Linked DNA regions of Mus musculus: all the other regions are linked to region 3. A link is a loop called in an ENCODE intact Hi-C map of the cell type or tissue named here. Cell type or tissue: left cerebral cortex. All regions are shown on one strand. Region 1 overlaps Anks1b (ankyrin repeat and sterile alpha motif domain containing 1B). Region 2 overlaps Anks1b (ankyrin repeat and sterile alpha motif domain containing 1B). Region 3 overlaps Anks1b (ankyrin repeat and sterile alpha motif domain containing 1B).

Region 1 (4,000 bases), 76 kb before region 3:
CCTCCCCCCACACACATTGTGTTTCTCCTGCATTGTGAAGTTGGGCTTGTGTTTGTCTTAAGCATTGCCCAGACCACCAGTTAGCATACATCTGATTTAATTTCATTTGTAAGTCTTACTCCTTCCTGCCCCCTGGGCCCCCCACACCTCAGCCCAAGAGGATCCCTGCCCCGCACCAAGCAGTTCTCAGGACTAGGTCCGACAAGACAGAACCGAACACTTCATAAGAAAGCCCTTTGCGGTGGCTCAACGCCAGCACTAGTCACTGCAGCCCATTTTGTCACAGAACCGTCAACACTATGGACTCAAATAACCCAGACACTACTGGCATCTCGTCGCACAATCTCATCTGCAGAATACAAGAACAAGCTTTGGAAGGAACCGCTGGGGTTTTCCCAATCGCTCCTCTCTTCCATTAGGCTGGGAACTTCGGGGGAGGGGACCTACCTTAATTAAAGACTCCTAGAGAGAAGAGCATAGGTCCTTTGCCAACTCGTGCCAACATTTAGATGCGTTTTATCCTGGACTCCAGGGCTCCATGCTGTGGTATCATTACTATGTCCCACAGTCTGTCTTCCCAGAAGCAATTTTTCCATACAGCCAGCATCGGAATACTGGTAAGTGTTTAAGAACAGTTAAGGGCCCCGAGGTTCATTTGCTTTCAGCCCTGTGCACATATGCAGGAATTTTCACCCTCAAACTAACATCTCAGTGTTCAGGAAGGAAAACCAACTGCGGTGATCTAGCCTTCCTGGCCAAGCGCTGAAAATGCAAGGCTTTCCCGAGCCTCCCATTTGTTTGAGGGACTCGGTGTTTATAAACGGCGGATTTTCTTGGGGAAATAAATGAACAGATAAATAAGCGGCAGTGCCAGCCTTCTTATAAAAAGAAGCCCTTGACGGGCTTGGGCAACTTTCAGCCTGGAGTAAGTTACAAGCACAGAATTTTGGGTTTTAATGGAAATGCTGACCCGACCTTCCTGAAAGCAGTAAACTGCAGTCTCTGCTGCTCCGTTGCTGATCTCCAAGGCGTAGCTTGGAGGGTCCATGCCCACCTCCCTCTCGGACTGACCAACGTGTACACACACACACACACACACACACACACACACACACACAAACACACACACACACACGGAGAGACAGCAAGCTCATTTCATTGCCGACCCGGCTGGCCGCTTTTTCTGCTACTGAGTCCAGGAGACTCAAAACACACCTGACAATCTCATGGTATTTTTTTGTTTTTGTTGTTGTTTGTTTTTTGTTTCTAAACAACGAAGACAAATGACCTTTGTAAAAGACAGGCTCCTGAAAGTCAAACCATTCGGAAAGATGCCCGGCACTTTACCTTTTCAAACTCCTCAGAACCCCAAGGTTGAGGAAAAGGAAATGGAGAATAAGCCCAGCTCCGGATGGTAATGGGGGAAAAACAAACAAATAACCAATAACCAAAACGGGTTACAAAAAGAAAAAGAAAAGAAAAAGGAAAAAAAAGAAAAGAAACCCCCACACAGTAGAGACCGCTAGCCAAGGCTGCCACAAACGCCCCGCAAACCGTCTCCGCAGCCCTTCGCGGCTTTCCTGCCGGACGCCCTCGGCTTCTGCCCCGGCTGCAGCCGCACTTCTCAGAGGCGCATCTTCGCCAGCGGGGGCCACGCACGGGGGGCGGGAGGGGGGGGGGAGGGAAGAAACCGAACCTTGCTCGTTCGCTCGCTCGCTCGCCCGCCCGCGCTGCCCGCCCGCCGCCGCCGCGCGCGCCACTCACCCTAGCCGCGCGCCACTAGCGGCGGCTGTGGGCTGGCCGGGATCCGGGATCCGAGAGGGCTGCCGGGCTCCCGCCCCGAGGACGCGGACGCGCGGCTCACGCCTCTTGCCGCCCCTTAGCCGTCGCCTCTAAGCATCTTCCCCCTCCTCCCCGCAGAGCCCCCTCCAGTGAACGTGAGCAAGCGAGGGAGAGGAGGGAGCGCGCCGGCGAGGGTGGTGGGAGAGGCGCCGGATCCCCACGAGCTCCGGGGACCGGCGCGCTCACCACCCCCCCGCCCCTTCCACGCCGCGCGCCCCCGCCCCCCCCCCCCCGCCGCGCGCCCTCGCTAGTGCTCTGGTTCCTCGCGGCGCGCGCCAGCAGCGCGGGCGGCAGCGCATCCTCGCCCCCCGCCACTCCGTCCGCCCCCCTGGCGGCGTCTCCTGGCAGCGGGCGGCGCTCTCCATTGTTCTGCGGCCGCGGAGGGCGTGGGCAGTGGGAGGTGTCCGTGCCTGGGCCGCCCAGGCTTACCGTTGCGGTCCCGCCGAACGGGGCGCCGGGCCGCGGGGTGCCTAGCTGGGCCGGCTGGCGCGCGCGGGGGCTCGGTGCTCCCGCTCGCCCGCGCTCCGCGCCCCTAGCATCCTCGGTTACTATGGATATCTTGCGCCTCCGCCGCCCCCTTCTTGCGCTTGGAGACACCGCTGGGGCGGCAGCTCCGCCGGCGCCCAGGTGACCACCAACTAGCTCGGTGGCGGCAGCAGGGATGGCAAGAGCCACGGTCACTACGGCTGGCTGTCACTGCCCTGGGGATGAGGTGGTAGTGGACTGGAGGGGGTGAAGGCGGGTCCTGCTTCACTCGAGGCCACTCCAGTGTTTCCTCCCACTAAGCAAGCTGCTTTGTGTTTGCACCACAGAAGCCACCCGCAGTGTAAAACTCAACTTGTGTGGATCTGGGCCATCCTGTGTGACTTGGGTTCCTGCAGCGTTTGCCGACCTAACCTTGGCTCAGTAGATTAAAGGGTCTCAGTTAAGATTTGATAAGGCTCAAATCATCTGCCCTCCTCCGTTTCCACCAGTAATAGTTGGTAACTACTACCAACATCTGTAGAAATGTTTACTTTGGCCAAGGCTTTTTTTTCAAAATTATGCCAATTAAAGGAAGTGTTCCTGTAACTGATCTTAAACAAGACTTTGCTATTTTGAAAATCCCAGGATGGGTTTCCTTAACATAAATAAACAGAAATCATTTTGTCTTAGCCTGCACAATGCTATACTGGTCCCATGGACAGCACATCTGCCAACCCATACATCTTGGTCCTCAGGTTCTTCAACGTTGCATCTGCAAGTGTTTTAAGTTGCCCACATAGGCTCCTGTGGGAGCCACAGAGTCTCAGAGAAGAGCTGAGGTCTGGTGGCAAAATAAACATCACCTCAGGATCTCTGTAAAAATTCTAACAGAATATTTAAGGGAATGGCTAACATGATAAATCCCTAACAGTATGTGTGCAGGGCGATCCACTTTATTTATTGCTTCAAAGCCAAGGCAAGCAAAGGTCCTGGTCAGGTGCAAAAACTCAAAAGACTGAAACAAAAATGCAACGCGCTTCTTGTAAGAGGTAAGTTTAGTGAGCACCTACAATTCCCCAGAGATCTGTGTATCCTTCCTTTCATCCTCACAACCCTGTGACTTAGGTCTTGTCATTACTCAAAAGGGTGATGTAGCCAGTTCTTTCAGCAACACCAGACACTGTTTCTTGTCTGCTGCTATGTCACTGCCTACTTCTGTGGGATTCACATAGTTCCCAGGGTTCGTCTATTACCAACACGCAGGCCCCGGGACATAAAGCTGGGCATTCCAGGCGTGTGAACTAGGGGCATCTAATCATATGAAATTCAGACATATTCCCGTTTGCATCAGGAAAGAAAGTTCCCGAAACCCCCAGCACTGGGGAGTAAATAGGGACAGGCCCTGATGCACTCTGTATGGCAGAGCTACACCAACGCCCCAAAGCTTCTGCTTCTACATCTTACACAGGTAAAGAAAGAATCAGCCTGCATGCTATCTGTACTCTAATGAACGGCACCTGAATGTTGGGAGGAGAGGAGGGGAGAGGCGGGGGCATGTTTTGGGTAGCTTCTTTTGAGATTAGCAAACTCTCAGTGGCTTTGAAGGTAGGTCATTCCCTTCAGTTTTCCATTCTGGAGCTCAGATACCTGTGTGCTGAGGTAAATGTGTCTTCTTGGTTTTGCAGTCACGGAA
Region 2 (4,000 bases), 120 kb before region 3:
TGCTTGCAAGTCATTTTCTACGTAATACAAATGACAAAAATGAGAGTGACGAGATTTAAGGGGTAGTGGTTCTTTCTCTACTCCCTTTACCCATGCGCACATCACCCAGGCCAGCCAAGACCTGATCTCACAAAGAACAAAGTCTATCTCCTTTGATGCTTAAGACAGGATAATGAAAGGAAAGCCTATTAAAGAACCATAGCATGGTGAGTGAACGTTGGTCACTGTGTCCTTGACAGAACTCTGTCCACTCTATGTATCCATGTTTTCTTTGGTAGATTCCATTCCAAGAGTCATGCCTTGGTGGAGAACAAAGAAATAATTTTTGTTCATTCTTTCATCCACTCAACAACACTCCCCCACCCCCTGAGGTTTTGTACACTGGGTAGTATTAAATTGCTGAGAGGCACTCAGAAATAATTGAGATACAACTGCCTCAAGGAACACTAGGCAGGGAGGTGGACTGACATGTTTGAAGGTGGGGAGGTTCAGAGAGGATCGGACGAGGTCTCTGGGAGCTGCAGATGGCCTCCTGGCATAGAAGACAGACTTCGCTGACAGTTTCGAGCTTTCCCACGTGGAGAAGTAAGGGGAGGAGCTTTCGGGAGGAGAGATACTGTGTGTAAGACCAGAGGAGCATAAGAGTAACACATGTTGGTGAGAGGGATTTTTAGGTGTATCTGTGGTCAGTCCACTGGAGTGGGTCAAGTCAGATGAAGGGCTGTCTAAAAGGAACGTGCTCTTCAACTTTAAATTCTACAACATGCTAAAAAAAAAAAAAAAAAACCACACACACACACACACAAACATTTGGAATGATGTTGGGCAGACAGTAAATACTCATTAAAGACAAGAGATATTTATTTACGTTGCAATTGAAGGGAAACTAAGATCTAAAAGGAAAAAGAAGAAAAAGAGGCCAGAGCTGGCCTTGTTTTTGTTGTTACAACAATGCTGGTGTTAATAGTGAGAATGGATTGGGGTGGGGATGACCACAGGCCAGCAAATGAAAAGTAGGTCGGGGACAGGCTTTGTTCGCTGTTGCGCTCCCCGTGTCCAGCATAGTGGCAGCACATAGTAAGTGCTCAATAAGGAATTGTTGAATGAAAAATGAATGGTGATGGGAAGAGACGGCTGCTCTGAGAGCCATCTTGTCAGCAGAAATAGCAGGGCTTGTGAGTATGGGGTGTAGGCAGGAAGGAGGAGGAGCTCTGTGTAAGGAGGAGGAGTAAAAGGAGGAGTAAGAGGAGGAGGAGTAAGAGGAGGAGGAGGAGGCGGCTCTGTGTAGTAAGTACTCTTTGCATCTGCTGGGTTCAGCCTCAAGGTGTGTTGAGAAAGAGAATGGCTGAAGGAAGATGGCAGGGCAGCGGCAAAGGCACTGCAAGCATCCCGCCTAGGGGGCGGGGCTTGGTGCCTTCCTTGTTAACTCTCTGAACCCGGCTTTGTAATCCCCATTTCTAATGGAGAAAAACCGAGGTTCAAGATGGTATAGTCAACTGACTAGAAGAGTCTAGATTTAAAAAGCGGATTTTGGGGTGGCAGTGTTGCTCAGTGATAGTATGCCTGCCTACATAGGCACAAGGTGCTGGGTTTGATCTGAGCACTACTCCATACTGAAAAACCTTATAACCACACACAAACACTACTCCCGTTCTGCAGCAAATGTGCTTTTAAGATTCCACCATACCGGTTTCCCCAAGAAAACAAACATTTGGATATGGTGTATTTTGTATTCAGAAAGCCCAGGGGTAGGTACTTTGCGGAGAAACCAAAGCATAATTTCTGTTAACTTTGCTTCATTCGTATTCTAAACCTGTTGCCCTCATATAGTTATTGTGAGGAGCCAAAAATATGAAAATCTTGTGAAGATATGATATAAAATAGAAGCAAAGTAATACAAGAGCAAGGAGATACATTCAGGATCTGGTTAGGGTTTGCTAAAGAAGTACCAAAGATAACAGGAATTGGAGGCTCTTAGGGACCTTTGGCTGGCAAAGGCACCCAAGCGTGGTCCAGAGAACTCACACAGGGTCAATATTCCCAGTGCATGAAGACTGAGCAAGGAACAGTTTTGATTCCAGAGTCAGAGTCCACCACATTCCTGCTTTGTAATTGTTTCTCCTCATGTCTGCAGAGGTCTCCTGGGACTTTGGGACTGCTAGGAGCTTCGAGAGAAGAAACAATGATACATGCTGCCTCCTCCTCCTCCTAGGCAAAGGCCCTAACATTGCAGAAGACCCGTGAGATTGTGGTGCTGTGCCCCGGCCAGCGCCCAAAGCAAGCACACCAAGAAGATGCTGTGGTCGTGTTCTCATTTCAGTGTCCACACGGAAAGGGGTCACTGTATGTCATTACAAACACCGATATCATTCTGTCTTCTTTCACTCTTCACTTGTCTGTGATTTCTTACTGGAGTCTCAGCATGGACACCTGTCTCTTTGGAGAAACCTCTCGTAGCCACTCTTTTGAAATGGCTCCCTCTTGCTGTCATTTGCTACTGAGTAATGCCCACTTCTCCAAGGGCTCTTTGAAGAATTTACAAGCATACGAATGTTTGCTGGCTTACTTGAGCTTCCCACTCAAGTTAGGCTACAGACCCCACGAAGGCATGGGGTAGCTAACGGATTCAGCCCCGTACCTCGCATAGGCCTTGTAAGTGGGGTGTGTTTGAGGACTGGTTGTTTTAATGAACCATTAAAGTTAAGCCTGGCATGGTGAAGTATCTGTGTAGGGAGCAGAAGAGTTAATCTGTGGTGGGGGATGGAGTTCCAGAGTCAGGCTTCCAGCACGATGTGGGCCAGAGACACTGGAGTGGATTGGCTCCCGTGTGGATTGAGGCCACCACTCCTGGCTCAGGAGCAAGCCATGCTAACCAACTGAGGCGACTGGCCCACACAGTGCAAAGGAGAACAGAAGCATCCTTACTCCCCAACCCTAGTGTAGGTGCTTGTTCTCCTACTTAAATATGCATGGTACATAAAAATAATTGTACAGACAGAAGGATTCACAGTTGCTCAAAGTAGACTGGGAAAGTGTTTGAACCATTCGGTGGGTGGCGCGACTCCTAGGGGAACCAGGAATGTTCCAGGGGTGGGAATAGAAACTACTCCAGGAAACTGTACTGTAGGAAACAATTTACATATCTGAGGGCATAGGAGGTTCTGGAACTGAGCTTGCTCTGCTGGGATTGTCTCACAGAAATAAGCCATTGGGAGCTAAAAAACGAGTAGATGGTATGTAGAGAGATGGCAGAAAAGTCACATACAAGTGGTTTACGGGCTGGATTCATGCATAATTCATCGCATTAGAGTCTTCCCACCTGTACAGAGAGTGATGTCATTCCCTGCTTTGCAAATGAGGAAACAGGTTCAGGAGGTTATGCAAGCCACTGAATCTGTTAAGAGCTTAACACTGACACCTTCTTTGCCATGGAAGCCAAGCCTAGAGGAGTGGGGAGTGTAATTCTAAATTGCCTTTTGCAACAGTGCTTTCTATATATTTCTTACGCACCTTTTAGGGGCCAGGAATACACTTCTGAGAATGGGCTAGTGTTGCTAGGATGGTGGCTTCCTACAGACATGTTGGAAACAGGGCTGGGTGGGGGTGGGGAGGGGTGTAGCTGGTCTTTGCTACCTTGTAGGTTCTTCTTTTTGCCACTGTTTCTTCTCCTGGTTTCACCCCCTAACACTAGATAAGAGAGACAGAAAGAAAGAAGAAAAGGAGGGAGAGAGAGTGCTCCCAAAATCTAATTTCTTTCCTTTTGTTTCTTCTTTGAGAATGACTACTAATAAACTGCAATCATCCTCCCTAAACAACCAACACTCACCAACAAACCCTTCTCCAGGGACCTAGCATTTATACACCCCCTGAAGAGTTCCCAGAATTCCAAACATCACACAACTGTAGAAACTATCTACAGCTGGCACAACCACACCTCTGCTAGAGCATGAGGCAAATCACAGTCAGCTGCTGTGGACAGTTGGAGCAGCCCCATACTCCT
Region 3 (4,000 bases):
GTCTTCTGATATGTACCAGATTTATGTCTGTTGGAAGAATCAACTGTAGGGATGCACATACAACAGACATTATTCCCACTACTCTAAATATCAGTTTTAATACTGAGCAAAAAAAAAAAAATCAAATGCAAGCTATATTTATGCCATAAGTTCAAGTGGCGATGAATGTAATCCATTAGTTGAAATGCCCCCAACTTCAATGCTTTTAGTCAAATCTGGGTAGCATTTATTTACCACATAGTAATGAGCACCTGACAATAGGAATACCACTGCCTGCCTTCCTCGTGGTTTGCTTTCTCAGATGATGCATATGAGATGAACAGCCAAGTGTCTTTCCCTCCAGAGGGCTGAGAATAAGAATAGTTGACCTTTTCCTCTCTCTCTCTCTCCCTCTCTCTCTCTCTCTTTTTTTTGAGAGTCATGCACAAACTATTGGAGATTCAAACATATTGGAAAATTCCCCAAATTCCAGACAACATGCACTTTTTAAAATATCAATGCTGTTGCATTAGAATCCTCGGATCAAGGATGTTTAACTAATAGGCCTTTTCTTTTGTTTGAAGACATTTCATTTTTATTTTGTCGTTAGAAGACCTCAAGGAGAAGTTAAGAATCCGGTTTGTGTAAAAGCCTAATTAACTATTGAGCGGTGTGATGTTCCCTAATAATCGAATCAGTTGCATCAAAAAACCATGAGGTGCTTTCAAGTGTTGAAATGAAGGTCCTAAATTGATCACCTGAATTATACGCTCCTTTATCAAAATGTCCAGAAATTTGTGTAGACTGCATTAACATCACACCATCCCAGTGAATGATGGTTTGTTTTAATCTCTTAACCATTAGGAGTCACCTGAAGGGCAGGCAGGCAGAAGTGGTTATGCTGGCTATGAACTGCGGTTAGGGTGGGTACTCAGGGTAGTATGAGAGATCACAGTGGAAGTCAGAGGAAGTGAGCTTAAGCTGCCTTCACAGACAAGGGAACTCATTAAAAATGGGAGACCTAACAGATGTCAGGGAGTTTAGAACACAATCAAGAGGACTGCCTGGAAAGAATTTTTGGTTTTATTTTTCCAAATATGTACTGTAATTCGTGTGTATATATTTATGCAGTGGTGGATTTCATAAAGTCGCTTTCATATGAATATATAGTGTATTGTGACTGCATTCATCCCCGGACCCTCCTTGTTCTCTGAGGAGTTTACAATGTCCTTCTCTATGCTGTAGTCGCAGACCCACTAAGTAGGTGTCTCTCGGGTTGGGGGCTGGCAGGGAATGGATTCTGTATTGCCAGGGAGGGAAAACCACTGCCTGGGCCAACAGTTCTCATGTGCATTCCTCAGACCATGATTCCTTTGGCAGCTTGGGAAATTTAGGTTCAAGGTCCCACCCGGACACACCAGGGTGAAATCCAGGTTGCATGTGATCCTACTGTGTGCTTACTAGGAGAATCATTATTTGAGATAAGTCATATCAGACACTCCCATTCAGGCTGAAAGCCCTTTATGATTCCCTTCTGCATTACAGGAAAAAACTAAAACACATGACGCTCACTCCCCACAAGCATCTCTTCAGAGGAGAGGGAGTCTAACCTTCCACTGTTATCTCCATTAAACTTTGTAGGAGGAATCATAGAGCCAAGAAATAACAGACTTCTGCATTCCAACTGAGACTTGTTTGCAGAGGGGTGATCCTGGAAGTCACTGAGACCACCAGAAGAGACAGATGCACTGAGGTTATTATTAGAGGGGAAAAAGGCTTTCCATACTGGAGAGGGAGAAATCCCTAAAAATAAAAAGAACAGAAAATGACTTAAAGTAAAATTTCATTTTCCTTTTTCCTTTGAGAAAACAGTGGCTTTTTTGGGCCTGTTTCTGATATGCTGATAGAATGGAATGGAGGTCCTCAGTAGTTAGTATTCAGTATGAAAGGAGAACGGCATAAGAACATATTCTAACGTTGCGTTGGTTTTCTCGCAGTACCATCCAGCCCCCAGAACATTCTCTGGCAGCACCCACACTCTCCTGTGCGAGGGAATAAACTTGGCAGGAGACTGGCAGGCACAGGAGCCTCCTCCTGGTGCTGGTGCTGAGGGATATGCTTGTGACTAGCTGGAGTCTGCCGACTCAGGATGGTGTTAGAGGACGTCTTTTGGCTTCAGCCAGATGAACTGGAATGTCACAGTGGTCTGTGTAAGACTGGGAAGAGGGCCAGGAGCCATAGCCAAGCAGAAGAGGAGGCTCACTGGGTTACTCTACACAGGTTTACTGTGTCGCCTTCTGGCCAGTGGGCAGGATGAACAAGGCTGAAACCCGTTGAAGGTGAATTGCTGTTTGTGGGCCAAACACTTTATGGGCATTTTTTAAACCTATCTTCAATCAATCCCCTCATACACACAGACTCTGTACAAATATTGTCCTTATAAGCTAATCATCAAACCAAATAAATTCCTACATGTATGTGATTTATATATATACAACTAAATAAAGATTGTCTACAAAGTCTAAGATAGTTAATTTTGTGAAACAGAACTCTCTCTCTCTCTCTCCTTCTCTCTCTCTCTCCCTCTCCCTCTCTCTCTTTCTCTCTCTCTCTCTCTCTCACTTTCTGCCTACCTTCATTTCAGAAAACAAATACCATATGAGATTATTATTTTAAACACAAATTGCACTTAACAGACAGTGTTCGGGTAAAGCCTCTGGGTTGTAAGTTAGCCACAGATTCTACCCGACTCAAGGCTGTGAAATGCATTTCTGTGAATTATTGTGTGCTGAGATCCACTGCCAATACTTGAGCAGACATCAACAGGCTCAGGGGGAAATGAGATCTCCACACACTCAGTGTACCTCTTATTAAAGCGAGGTGCTCGGTGACCCAGCCTCAGTCTAACCACAGAGCTAGATTCTCTGGGTTTACAAAGATGAGATGCTGAGAAGGAAAATGAGAAGCAGGGAGTCACTCGCAGACACATAACTAGCAATTTGAAGCTGCTGCTGGGATCATTTGGTCTTTACATTTTCTCTTTTTCTAGCCTCTGAGAGTCCTCAGGGACTACTTGTTATTCTTTCCTGTCCAGTGGCCGCTATGTTCAATTATGGCCCTCTGTTCCACTGTAGACTTTTGCTTTCCACGCTAGGAACACATCTTGGTGAGATATATTTACTCCCCCAGGTAAGCTCCATCATTTTCTTTGTTCTTCACTAGATTGTTCTCTAATGATGTCGTTCATTTTGTTGTTGGTAATATTTTCACGCATTCTACTCTGGATCTTATATTCCTCTGTGACACCCCTGCTCACTCCAGAATACTGCCGAGCGCCTCTCTGCCTCTTTTATTTACACAGCACAGAAGCGCTGTGAGTCTTGCCAATGACAGGCTGCTCTGGTTTCTCTGGCACCTGGTACACAGCAGACCCTCAATCAATATCTGTTTAATAGGAATATGAATAATATCTGCCCAAATGAATGAAAATGAATGAGCCTAATAATTTTGGTATAATCTTAGACAAAATTATAAACAAATAGTGTCCACCCCTTTCATTGTAGGCAACTTAATTTTTCTTTAATTGCCTTGAAAAAGAAAGGAAGAGAGAAAGAGAGAGAGAGAGAGAGAGAGGAAGAAAACTGGGTCACATGACATACACTATGTAGATGAAAGATGCTCCCCATTTTGATATCTTATGCTCTAATGCTTGATTGGTTCCTGGATAGGTTGTGCTCAGCATATCATGGAATGACTGGTAACAGAGTCCCTTCTAATTGCAGCTCACAGTCCTTTATTCTACCCTTTCTACCTTGAAAGGCTGGTTATTAAGAATGGTGCCTTTTGAACAAATGCCCATCATCGAGGGTTCTTTAAGAAAGCCCTGAAAAACTGGGGCTTCGGTAAGGAAGATTAGGTCTGAAACCCCACCTCTGCCACTATCTGTCTGGATGAAACTGGCTAAGACTTAAAAGTGTCTCTAAACCTCAGCTCTGTATTAGCTACCGAGGATGATGGTGAT

What was found. Hi-C counts contacts between places; a loop is a spot of excess contacts. Peaks named below come from ENCODE experiments on the same cell type or tissue, not always from the same donor. Only the 100,000 strongest peaks of a DNase experiment are listed, where the experiment ranks them.
Region 1: a loop joins it to region 3, with 3 times the contacts of the local background. A loop is called at or near these places in 3 of 42 quality-filtered maps.
Region 2: it touches region 3 in a loop (2.6-fold over the local background); 2 of 42 quality-filtered maps call a loop at or near these places.

What each region holds. Positions count from the first base shown.
Region 1 is chr10:90,827,445-90,831,444 of GRCm38, reverse strand. All of the region lies in intron 17 of Anks1b (ankyrin repeat and sterile alpha motif domain containing 1B), which reads right to left. Among named protein-coding and RNA genes, the nearest start is that of Apaf1, 250 kb to the left of the region's middle. In left cerebral cortex, no CTCF peak of the experiment used is centred here; DNase peaks (open chromatin) are centred at 380, 932, 1,845 and 2,421; H3K4me3 peaks cover 2,943 bases; H3K27ac peaks cover 3,088 bases.
Region 2 is chr10:90,872,409-90,876,408 of GRCm38, reverse strand. The region is part of intron 17 of Anks1b (ankyrin repeat and sterile alpha motif domain containing 1B); the gene reads right to left. Among named protein-coding and RNA genes, the nearest start is that of Apaf1, 210 kb to the left of the region's middle. In left cerebral cortex, a CTCF peak has its summit at 2,490; DNase peaks (open chromatin) are centred at 2,534, 2,993 and 3,358; H3K27ac peaks cover 1,275 bases.
Region 3 is chr10:90,751,432-90,755,431 of GRCm38, reverse strand. The region is part of intron 17 of Anks1b (ankyrin repeat and sterile alpha motif domain containing 1B); the gene reads right to left. Among named protein-coding and RNA genes, the nearest start is that of Apaf1, 330 kb to the left of the region's middle. In left cerebral cortex, a CTCF peak has its summit at 2,042; a DNase peak (open chromatin) is centred at 2,036; H3K27ac peaks cover 2,449 bases.